Linked DNA regions of Homo sapiens: region 1 is linked to region 2. The links are chromatin contacts, found by Hi-C or POLR2A ChIA-PET in ENCODE. All regions are on one chromosome and are shown on one strand. Each heading gives the region's core, a stretch centred on a gene start or an enhancer-like site at or near the end of the contact. The rest is flanking DNA. Distances are from core to core; before and after follow the strand shown. Region 1 holds the start of GMPPA (GDP-mannose pyrophosphorylase A). Region 2 holds the start of WNT10A (Wnt family member 10A).

Region 1 (5,779 bases), core at 2,715-5,214, 620 kb after region 2:
CAGAACGACACCTTGCCTACCTGTCATTTTAGCGATGAAGATATACAGTTTGCCTGTAAGAATCTCCAATCCCCTACACACTGCAAGTGTTTTGTATAAAAATGAGGTGCCTGAACTCATATCTTGATAAATGGTAAAATTCCTCTCCCGTCCCCGCTCTGATCTTGAGCTCCCTTCCCATCTCCATTGGAAATGGCATGTGAACTGCTTGTTCCAAACCCGGAGGAGCAAAGGTAATTTATGTCAGCAGAGCTATGTCAAAATTGCTCTGATCAAAACGTGACAGTGCCCCCACACTAGGGCGGGTAGTTCCAATGAATGGAAGCAATGCTTCTGCCCGGTGCCCGGCCTGGGCAGACTGGCCTCCAGGCAATCCCCAGAGGGGTTAACTGAACCCCTTCACCCCAGGTGGTCTGATGCCCCTATGCACCAATTTATGCCCCCAAAAAGGAATTGGGCAGACCTAGGGTTGGGGCCAGTAGTGGTGCTAATCTCCAAGGACAGTGCAGTCTAAACAGCCCCCACCATGTGACATCGAGGGGAGTGAGTGGGGATGGGGAAGGCATGGAGGGGCTGCTATTCTCAAAAATCTTTCCCGTCCCCTCCCGGTTTATCTCAGTTTACCGCCAGGGGGCACAGTGTGGAAGTGACAACCCTGGACTCCTGGGGTTGGGGGTAGGGGAAGAGTAAGGAGCTTCTGGATTGGTCTTGACAGCCACGTGGCCCTGTTGCCGTTAGCTGTAGGGGCCCTGAGGACCAAGTCCGATGCTACTCTGGCTGTATTCAGGGAAACCCCAGAAACACTCAAACCCCTTAACCAACAGGGTGTGTTGTCTGACTATCCAGAGCCCAACCTGATTGAAAAGCTGCCCCAGCAGGAAGCTGGATCTCTTGTCAGCTAGGGGCTGAATCTGGTCCTCCTGGGAGTGGGATGGATACCCCCTGCCCTGGGAGGGGACAGGGCAGCATCCAGCTGTCCAGCTGTCCAGGTGCTGACGCAAGGTGCACCTCAGAGCTGCTCGGGTTTCTCCCCACGGGCCTAGCCCAGCGGCTGAGCCAGCATCCCAGGCATCCACAGGCTAAATAAAGAGCCTGCCTGAGTCAGAGGGAGGCGGATGGGGCCCCGGGGGGCTTGGGGCAACCACGCCAAACAAGGCAAGGAGGGGAGCGATGTATAAAACCGGGCCCAGGGCTGAGCACCTGCCTGCACCCCTACTGTGCCATCCAGAAGGGCTCTGTGCTGCCTGCAATCCAGCCAGTCGACTCAAGTCCCTAGGTCAACCCCTCCACGGTGAGTCTGATCCTCAGAGAAGCCGCAGACACCCCCATTCCTCCATCTCCCTGAATGTTCTGACCAGGGAGGAAAAGGGCTGAAGGTGGGAGCCTCTGTCTCAACCTGGACCCCCATATTTGTCGCCCACTCCCCAGATGTCTAAAGCAGCTCCTGCCAAAAAGCCAGTGGCTGTGGCCCCAGCTCCTGGATGTACCCTGGACATCAATGACCCACAGGTCCAGAGTGCGGCCATTCGTATCCAGGCCTCTTACCGGGGCCACAGGTGAGAGGGAACCCCGGAGCCCTGTGGAGGAAGGGAGCTGCAGAGAGCGCACTCTTGAGTAGGGTTTGAGTAAGCGCTGAGCAGCGTCAGGAGCCTTTAGAATGAGTGGTCTCAGGGGAGGGTCGTTACTGAGGTATGGGGGAGTGGCCGGGAGGAATGCATCATCCTATCAGGGCAGCAGTTCAGGAGCAGTCCTCTTCCCTACCAAGCCACACGTTTAGGGGTCTGGCCGGTCCAGGGGGCAGGTAGGAGATGGTGCGCTCGCGGTAAGGGCTGTGGCCGGGCCTGTCTTAGGAACTCTGGGCCCTGACTCGGCCCGCGGGTAGGTCCCGGAAGGAGCTGCGCGAGAAGGGGCCGCCGCGGGTGCTGGAGCCGCTGAAGGACGTGGTGCTGATCGAAGGCAGCGCGGCCAAGCTCACTTGCCGCATTTCGGCTTTCCCGGACCCATTCATCCGCTGGAGTAAGGACGGCAAGGAGCTACGTGACGGTCCCAAGTACCGCTACGTCTTCGAGGACCCTGACGTGGTGGCACTGGTGGTGCGCGACGGCGAGCTGGCAGACCTGGGCCAGTACAGCATCAACGTCACCAACCCCTTCGGCCAGTGCTCCGACTCGGCGCGCATCCTCGTGGAAGGTACGCGCGCCCCGGGCGCAGCGCCAGGGCGCAGACCAGCACCACTCAGCCAGAGCCCGCAGCCCGGTCCAGCTGCGCGTGTTTACCTCTGGGCCTAGCTACAGGGTCCCCGCCAGCCCAGCTCTGGGCACGGCCTGGGGCGCATCGCCGCGCCAGCCAAGTGCGTCCTTCCCTACCTCGGGATCCAGCTCCACCCGGGCTGAGCAGTCAGCTGTGGACTTCCATCACGCGGCTCCGGGTCCCCAAGGTCACACAGCAAGCCAGAGGCAGAGCCAGGGTTGGACCCGGGTCTTCTGGCTCCCAACTCTGGCAATTTCCACTACCCGGAGCGGTCTCTGAGGCACCGCGAGATGTGTGAACATTCAGGGGCTTTCGCCCGCCTTATCTCTCTTGATCCTCTATTCGACCCCGAGAAGTAGGAGAGGCAGGGATAAGTCCCTTTAACAGCCAAGGAGATGAAACCAGAGAGGCTAATGATTTGCTCAACGTCACACTGCGAGTTTAAATGCATCTGTATTTAGTGCCGGGTATTAGCCGGTGAGGTGATGCCCTGCCTCATCTCCGGGTCCTTCACGGGGTTTCGCTCCCCTTTCCTTCCGCTAGTCCCGACGAAGATTCAAAAGGGACCCGACAACACTAAGGCGCGCAAAGGCACCACCGTGACGCTGACTGCGGAGATCCTGGGAGAGCCTGCGCCCGACGTAGGCTGGACCAAGGACGGGGAGGACATCGAGGAGGATGACAGGCGAGGGCCGGGACCTGCGGCACGGCCAGGGCCTGGGGCTGGAACCTGGGTGGGACTGAGCCCAGAAATCTGGCTGGAGTGACGGGGGCGGGGACTGGGCAGCGAGGAACAGAGCTGGCTAAGGAGCCCCGCCCAGTGCGCCCGTGTACTGACCACGGCTCCGCCCTCCTCCCCGCCGCCCTTCCGCAGGGTGTTCTTCGAGATCGGCAGCACCACCACGACGCTGACCATTCGCCGGGCCACGCCTCAGGACAGCGGCAAGTACGAGGTGTACGTGGAGAACAGCCTGGGCATGGACCAGAGCTTCGCTCGCGTCGACGTGGCCTGAACGGCACCCCCGGACCTTCCGCCCTGGCGCCGAGCCCGGGGGTGGTGGGACCCACAGCCCTCCACCAGCTTGCTTAATAAAGCTGCTCTCTGACCCTCCGCGTCTGTCCTGCTCTTCCGCGTCGCCATTCCCTCTCCCCCGCACCAGCGCCCACACGTATTCCAGACCCCCACGCCAAGGTCACAGCCTGTTGGAGTCACAGGGAGGTCTGGAGAGCGCCTAGCGCCGTGCTGCATTTCAGACAGTCAAACTGATAAGAGTTGCCCTCGCCGTCCAAGGCGCCCTCACTTCCCAGCGGTACCGCCGGCTGGGCCTGGGACTCCGCCTTCTCCGCTTTTGAGCGCCTCCAGCCCCAGCCCCTTGTGGCTGTTTGCCCCTGGCCCCGCCCCTTCCAGGGCTGGCCACACACCCCTGCTGTCCTTAGTCCCGTTTTCCTGTGGGACCCAGTTCCTCACTTCGGCTGCTGCCCCGAGGCCGATTCCCCAACAGCTCGGGTCCCAGTCTTAAGTTCCAGGCTGGGCTTCTCAGGCCCCACCCTTCTTCGCATTTAACCCCGCCCCGCGATCCCTTGGTCACACCCCTGGACTTCAGCACCTCTTTCCTCTCCCATAAAGTTAGAAAGCGGGTAAAGGGTCAGACTACAATTCCCGGCAGACCCTGCGAATGAGTTCTCGCGACTTGCGAGAAGACACGTGCGCGGAAGGAGCTTGCAGTAGCGGGCGGCAGAGCTGGAGTGAAGGGAGCTAGTGGTAAAGGGAGCTGGTGGAGGGGTGGCGGCAGGGGTAAGGGGCAGGGGACACCCTCTAGACGGAGAGCGGGCTCCGAGGTCCTGGCTGGCCCTCGGTGCGCCCGCCCCTGTGTTGGTCCCACAATCCCTGGCAATGAGAGGCCAGGGTTTATTGGACAGAGTCAGTTGTGGGGTTCAGAGGGTCAGCAATCAATCAATCCTCCGAATCCAGAGATTTAGACCCAGTCGTCCGTATTAGGACTGGAGGGGGGTCAATAGGTTCAGTGTTTGAGATGCCAAGGGAACCTGTCTTTTGATTTGGGGTTCAACATACAGAGGTTAGTTTTAGGATTCATGTTTAGCATATAGAGGATTTTTGCTGGGATTAGGGGTTCTTCAAATTCAGATCAGTGTTAGTTCAGTACTTGGGGATTACGTTCAGGATTTAAGTTAAATATCTGAGGCTCACTCAGGGTTTGCTGTCCAATATTCAGGGTTCACTATTGGGGTTCAGGGCTTAATATCTAGAATGAAGACGCAACACTTTGGGAATTTGAGGCTTCAGTATTTTGAGGTTTGGGTCTGAGAAGGGAGTCTCTGCCAGGTTTCTGAATTTGCAGAATTTGTTCATGGCCAGAGGGAAGTCTTTTAGAGATCAAATTGTGGGGTGTGAATTTCAGAATTTGGGAGGAATCACTGTGAGGTTTGAAGGCCGACTGGAATCTGGGTTGGGATTTGAGATGTGTGGGATTTGTGAGGTTCTGTCCAGGCAGGGACTATATTGAGCTTTGGGTTTACATCTTGGGGGAGGGCTAAGTGCTGCTATTTGGGGTTTGGGGTTTGGTTGGGGTGTGAGATCTGAGCTTGATTTCTCTGCTGGGATTTGAGATGTGTGGGATTTGTGAGGTGTTGGGTCCAGGCAGAGACTATATTGAGCTTTGGGTTTACATCTTGGGAGAGGGCTAAGTGTTGCTATTTGGGTTTTGGGGCTTGGTTGGGGTAGGAGATCTGAGCTTGATTTCTCTGTTGGAATTTGAAGTTTAGGTAGCAGTCACCATTATGCTCAAAGCGGTGATCCTGATTGGAGGCCCTCAAAAGGGTGAGGTGCCAGGGGAATGGGGGGAGGAGGTTGGGCTGGAGTGGTAGGCGGGATGGGGGCAGAGGAAGGCAGGAGGCCGAAATGTTCTCCTCTCTCCTCTCCCAGGAACTCGCTTCAGACCTTTGTCTTTTGAGGTGCCCAAACCATTGTTTCCTGTGGCAGGGGTCCCTATGATCCAACACCATATTGAAGCCTGTGCCCAGGTAACCTCAGGGGCTCCCCTCTCTCACCTCACTTCCTGCTTATCTTCATGCTGTTTCCCCCTTTCCCAACCATGAACTCTTCCCACCAGGCATAACTCCAAGGACCATCATTCACAGATGACAATGTGAATGGCGCCCCCTCAAGTTATGCTGTGCAGCTGCCCTGCTGTCTTCCCCTAATCTAGTTTCTCATCTGGCCTCTTCCTGCTCAGATTTCACTCCTATTTTTAAAGTGTGGAATGTGAGATCAGGCAAGGATCTTGGAGACAATGTAAAGCCGTAGCATGGAGACTCTTAATGATAACCAAGCACAAATTCATATCCTTGATCACATTGTTGCTCATTTCTTTATTGCTTTTCGTATTGAGCCAGGCAAGGTTTTGGTTTGAATTCAGTCTCTGCCTGCTGTGAGGTCTGCAACAAATAACACACCCTCTCTGACACTCAGTTTCCTTATGTGTAAAATGGGGGTGATTAGACCTACCTT
Region 2 (5,908 bases), core at 3,333-5,832:
AGCCTCTCTAGAACCACAGGGGGGTGGGGCAGGCACAGGGAGCAAAGCACAGTCCTTCAAATGAAACAGAAGGAAAGGGAGCTCGTTCTGGATGTGACAGACCCTCACCGTGGCTTCCAGGACCCCTGTCCTTCCCCCGCAATGCCCCTGCATTCACTCGGTGACCTAGCCTGCTTCAATCCTCAAGGCTCATGGTGGGGAGGGGTGTCAGGCTGCAGTGGGAAGGTTGAGGCACCAGGGTTTTCCTTTCTGCCTCCTCTTGGCTCCCTTGGGTCAAATGTCTGGGCCTCAGGGAAGTCATGGAGAATTTGGACTTAGAACTCCTTGACCAAAGGAAACTCTGTTAACTTACCAAAGGAGACAGTGGAAATACATTATGGTCCACATAGAGGAGAAATGAAGCTCCCTGAGGGCAAGGTTTATATTCACAGATCTGCCTTCCCCAAAGCTCTGCTCTTATCTTCAAACAAACAAAAAAACCAAACAAGCCCAAAACCCAAACTCCTGCACTTCTCTCAGAGACCACCAGAGGGCATGCGGAGCCCAGCTTCTCTATTAACAGGGAGCGACAGACAGGACCTGCAGGACATCTGGGAAACTCAGAGAGTGGTGGGCAGGAGAGGATAGGACTGAAAGGAAGCAAGGAGACCTACAGACAGCTTGGGTCAAGCTTCTAGGGTTCCAGACTGTCTGGGACGTCTGGGCTGGCCCAGACCTAGGGCTGGGATGCCAGCCTCCCAGACTCTACCACTGCTGGGTCCTGCAGGGGGTGAGATAGGGTGGAAGATGCTGGACATCTTCCTCCACAATGCCAGGGAGGGAAGCTGGGGAAGTGGCATGAACTGGCACCATTCTAGGCAGGTTAAAAGGAATTCAGAGGAAGTTGTATGGTACAATGAAAAATGCCTTGTTTGCTAGCTTGACCTTGGTCAAGTCAGTTAACCTATCTGAGCACTTCCTATCACCTAATAGGGGTCCCTGATTGCTTTTTAGCACATTGTGAGAATGCACTTCCATCTTTAAACTGCTGGCCACATGTTACTGGTCCATCTTCTGTTACCAAGCCCTGAAGGCGTCTGGGCACTGCCTTCTATGAAGGGTGGGAGTGATTACCAGAAGGCACCATTGGGACTTCTAGCCTTATCTTCTTTGAGCCCAGAGATAGATCTGTGCTGTTGCCCTGCTGCCTGGGAAGGGGCCGGAAGTAGAGTTCCCACCACCACCCACCCCTGCTCATCCAGCTGCTCAGCCTCAGGCAGTCTGAGCCATCAAAGTCCCCTGCTGGCTGAATGGCAGGGGACATGTGGAACTGGGGAGATGGGGGAAGTGCAAAGAGGCACCCCAGATGTGTGTGTGACCACATCAGGAACAGGCGGAACACAGGCAGATGGGTGAGGAGGCCGAGTGGAAGGCCTAGGATCAGCCTGAGGCCACGGGCTCGGGGAACAATTCCCTTCCCTTTCAATGACCAAACACATTGGGAGTTTGGGGAGACTGCAGCAGCAAGCCATTCCCCCTTACCTTGCTGAGGGTTGGTGGCCTCTGAGGCCTGGACAATGGAATGAAGAGCCTCCTTATTGGTCTGTGGCTCCTTGGCGTTCTTCTTCAGCAAGACAAACTTCTCCAGCTGGGCACCAGGACTGGGCTGGGGCTGGACTGGGCTAGGCTGGGGCTGTGAGGGTCCCACCTGTTCTCACCCCCATGCTTCCCCGGCCCTTCCTCCCTGTGACCTTCTCCAGAGCTGCCACAGCTGGAACCATTCTCCAAGCTGCCTTTCATCCCCAGTGCTCCCCCGCCCCCCAGTGGCCCCTGTAATTGTGGTCTTAGGCGGCGGCTGCGGGGGCTGGGGCTGGGCTGAGGGCCAGGGCCCAGGGCAGGGCCAGGGTGGGGACTAGGGGGTGCTGATAGGGGCTTGGCCATGGTGTGGGTCATTTGGGGCTGGGACCCCAGGGGCAGACAGTCTCTGGGCCTCACCTACATACATGCCAAGGCTCTGGACCAACACAGACTCTCCCCTCCCTTCACTGAGAAGTGCTCTGACTTGGGCACTCCTAGACCCTCCTGACACCAGGGCAGAGCCACGCCTGAGTGCAAGCCTCAGTATCACTATTTGCCTCCGGAGGCTTTTTTGTTTTTTTTTAAGAAAGGGTTTTCTCGGTCTCCTTTGCACCTCTGTATTTCACAGACAGTGGAGGTGGGGAAGAAAAGAGACCCCCTCATCAGAGAGATGCCAAAGGAAACTAAATCAGCTCCTCAACCAGGTCAGCAGCGTTTCCCAAAAGGAGTCCCCACCAGAATCACTGGGGATGCTAGCTAGAAAGACAGACACCCAGGCCTTTCCCTGGAAAGGCTGATTCAACTTCATGGGGCCTGGAATCCGCATTCCCACAATGGCCCACCCCAGGGGACACTTGTGCTGCATCAAGCGTGGGAAATGCTAGTGTGAGCGCGTGATGGGGAATAAGGACATCTGTAAGCTGATTATGAGTCCCTTCCCTGTGTCACGTTCCTAATTCTTTCTGGGCCTCAGTTTCCCCAACAGCCAATAAGAATATGACTCTCCAGCTTGCTGGTGTCCTCTCTCATCCTGGGCTGGTGCCTGTCTCCTGTCTTGAGTCTGGTCCCACCCTTACCCTTACCGCTTACCCTTCCCAAATGCTAGTCCCAAGCTGTCCCCGTTTCTGCAGCATGGTAGGGAGAGTGGGGAGGGCAGGGGGCAGTTGGGGTCAAATAAGGCTCTAGCTGACGCAGTCTGCTTGCTGCCCCTGGCTGTTTTCCTGCAGTCCAGCCAGACTGCTCCCCCCCCACTGCCCCACCCCCACCCCCAGCAGCCTCAAGCCCTTAATTCCTGACAGCTGCGGTGGCTGCCGGCAGAGATGAGGGGGAAAGGAGGGGGGAGTATGCCGTCAGCCTGCTGTTGCTCAGGCCGCCCCCACCACCTGACAGTCTGGGGACAAGGAGGGCCCCACCCCCTCCTTCAGTTCCCCAGGGATGGGCAATTCCAGGAATGGGCCTTTTTTGTCTCTGAGCCCAGAGGCTCCCATAGTTTTGTTCCTAAGCCAGCAGGGGCTCTCTTCAGAGAGAGGGGCATGTTTGTGTAAAGGCTTGTGCCCATTTTACAGAGGAGGATGCCGAGGGCACAGGGCAGGAGCACGATCCACTATCAGGGCCCAGGCTAGCACCAGAAACAGACGGCAGAGCTGCCTTTCCCCTGCCCTCTGGCTCTCAGGCCCTTGCTTGGGCCCAGCACACTTGCACTATATCGAGGAGGGGCCCAGTGTTCAGTTGGGGTGGAGGGACAGGAAGATCTCAGCGAGAAGTAGACCTGAGCCAGGAGGCTGGTATTAGGGACCTCCTAGAGGACCATGTGCAGGTGGGGCCAGGGAGGGCCAGGACAAGACTGAGAGTATCTGCGGGCACAGGCAGGCAACACTCAGTGTTGGGGAGGCAGCTGCTGCGCTGGGAGTCAGGAGAGCTGCGTTCGGTTCTCGCTCTTCCGCTAATTTGCTGTGTGACCTCTTTGAGCCTCGATATTTTCTTGTGAAATAAAGGGGAGCTAAATAAACTATCTCAACGGCCACTTCTAGGGTTAAAAGTCTCTCTAACGCCTCCTCCCAGGACGTGCCACCCCGGGCGCTCCTACGCAAGCATTTTCTGGGGGCCTGACACTGCTGCCTCCCCGGGCTCACTGAGGAGACAAGGTGGTCCCCATGAGCCGCATTCCGCAAAGGGGCAGAGGAGGTCTCCGTGAGCAGGAGCAGGAGGCACCTGTTTAAGGTCACACAGCAAAGGGGAGAAGAAACCAGAGGCTGCCAAACTCCTCTGCAGGAGCCCACACCTGCCTCACACCAGGCAGGCCTGGGGGAAGTCCCTCCTCTGGCGGAGGAGGCGAAACACAGAGGCCAGCCCCTCCCCTCCAGCCCCTGCAGGTGTGTGTGTTGGGGTGGGATGGGGGCGCTCCCCAGCAGCTGCGTCTCTGCCAGGCACACACACCTCGCGGTAACACATATCCCCCACACAACCCAGCGCGCTCCACACACAGGCATCTTCCTGTGCACGCGCGCACAGACCCCAACACCTTTCCCTCTGTTGCCCTCAGCAGGGACGCTCCCACCCCCAGTCCCCAGCGGACGCAGTGGCCTCGGGACTCGTACACGCCTCCACGCCCCGCCGCGTGACGTCACGTGGGGTAGAGCCCTGAGACACTAAATGGCGGGGGGGTGGGGGGAGGAAAGGGAAGGCGGCAGAGCTCCCCGAGCCGGGACAGTCACTTACTCTACAGGCAGTGGGGCCCGACACAGACAGCGCCGCCCCCGCCAGCCAGCCTCGCACGCCCTCGGAAGCGCAGGCTCCCGGCGCTGCGCTGGAGGGTTCCCCGGCACCCCAGCCTCCCGTCCCCAGCCCGCTGCACCTCCGGGCCCCCCTTACCCTTGAGAGGCACCGGGAGTTGTCGCGGGGGGGCCTCGGGAAATTCCCCGGACCCCTGTGCCAGGAGGTGCCCGGTTCGCCCGCTCTTCACCCCCCGCCCCCCCCGAGGGCGGTGCCCGGGGGTGCTGCCCCATGGAGCGGGGAGGCGGGCGCCGTCTGCTCCGGGAGCCCTGACCCGAGTCGGAGCTGTGTGTCGCAGCCGCCCCGACCCCCCGCCGATCATGCGCCGGCGCCCCTGGCTCTCCAGTCCCACTGGGCTGTGAGCCCCCCACTCCCAGCCCGTCAGGGCCTGCGCGCCATGGGCAGCGCCCACCCTCGCCCCTGGCTGCGGCTCCGACCCCAGCCCCAGCCGCGGCCAGCGCTCTGGGTGCTCCTGTTCTTCCTACTGCTGCTGGCTGCTGCCATGCCCAGGTGAGCCCTCACCTCATGCTCCGCCCTCCTAGAGAGTTGGGACCCCGGCCTGCAGGGGCCTCTGATGCTCTTGCTGGGGTAGAGGACCCTGGAAGAAGGGAGGGACAGGGTCATAGGAAAGTGCTGGTGCCCAACCAAAGGCAGTGAGCTCCCTCATAGGAGGGGGTTGGACTGGTGACAGGATATGGGCAGTCCAGGGAGACAAGGCAGTGCCCAGGAGCATGATGGCAACTAGGAGGGGAGGTGTGTGTGGGGGGGGAGCAAGTGCCAGTCTGGAGTTCCTGCCCTGTTGGGGGAATGCACCCCCACCTCAGGAGTAAGCACAAGCTGCCTCACTCCTTCCTGCAGCTCAGCCCCAGGTAGGGGCAGGGGTTGGGAGGCTGGAAGGGGGTAGCCCAGGTGGGGTCAGTGAGAGACTGCAGCTGCAAGAGCTGTGTGTGTGTGTGTGTGTGTGTGTGTGTTTTCAATCGAGCCCAGGATCCCAGCAAACTGTGTTGGTAAACAGTAGTTTGTATGTGTGCCCATGTGTGCATGTGAGAGCTCATGGGTCAATGTATGTTAAGATGAACACATGTGTAAATGGGAGTGTCTTTGTGTGTGTGTCTGTAACTATGTCTGATGAAGTGTGCATGTGCGTAAGTGTGCTGGGGTTGGGTTTGTGTGTCCACCACAATGTGTGCAGAAGTGTGTCTATGTGAATGTGACTGAAACATATCTGTGGGAGTGGGCTTGTGGGGAACCCTGTGTGTATGGGCATCTATTCCTGGGGATGTGCATAGGAAATACTGTGGCCACAAGCATGGTGGATGTGTGTGCATTTGCACGCTTACCTGTGTGGGTGTGCAGCTAGCTGAGTGAGTTGCACTGGGCAGGATGATTGTGAGGAGGTCAAGGAGAGAGGAATGTGTAGGAGTGTACTGATGGGCCCAACCTTCAGAAGCAGAGGTTGGAAGAGGGAGTGATTATGGCCGTTGGGACAGAGTGTGTGTTGTTAGATGGGGCTCTCCTGGTCCCCCCAAAACACGTACCCACTCCACCCCATATGTCTGCAGGTCAGCACCCAATGACA

Evidence for each region. Hi-C counts contacts between places; a loop is a spot of excess contacts on that map. ChIA-PET counts read pairs that join two places held with the same protein, here RNA polymerase II (POLR2A). Pooled maps may share reads with other maps.
Region 1: a loop to region 2 is called in a pooled map, with 5 times the contacts of the local background. The contact joins the promoter of GMPPA here to the promoter of WNT10A in region 2. A Hi-C loop is called at or near these places in 2 of 168 maps with a recorded cell type or tissue (both naive thymus-derived CD4-positive, alpha-beta T cell), 2 of 37 single-sample maps with no recorded cell type and 11 of 50 pooled maps. POLR2A ChIA-PET finds 5 or more read pairs at or near these places in 1 of 52 experiments (activated T-cell).

The regions. Positions count from the first base shown.
Region 1 is chr2:219,494,927-219,500,705 of GRCh38, forward strand. It overlaps GMPPA (GDP-mannose pyrophosphorylase A), which reads left to right and starts at 3,965. Exons shown (of 13, transcript NM_013335.4): 1 at 3,965-4,012; 2 at 5,030-5,089; 3 at 5,195-5,292. The coding sequence starts at 5,050. SPEGNB (SPEG neighbor) reads left to right here and starts at 1,205. Exons shown (of 5, transcript NM_001286811.2): 1 at 1,205-1,291; 2 at 1,429-1,556; 3 at 1,883-2,190; 4 at 2,794-2,935; 5 at 3,125-3,361. The coding sequence starts at 1,429. The coding sequence ends at 3,263. The region is part of intron 1 of ASIC4-AS1 (ASIC4 antisense RNA 1); the gene reads right to left. RefSeq lists silencers at 510-690, 2,935-3,014 and enhancers at 541-835, 569-1,386, 2,205-3,022, 3,023-3,840, 3,845-4,034 and 1 more.
Region 2 is chr2:218,876,270-218,882,177 of GRCh38, forward strand. WNT10A (Wnt family member 10A) reads left to right here and starts at 4,583. Exons shown (of 4, transcript NM_025216.3): 1 at 4,583-4,839; 2 at 5,892-5,908. The coding sequence starts at 4,727. RefSeq lists silencers at 4,009-4,068, 4,289-4,498, 4,519-4,658.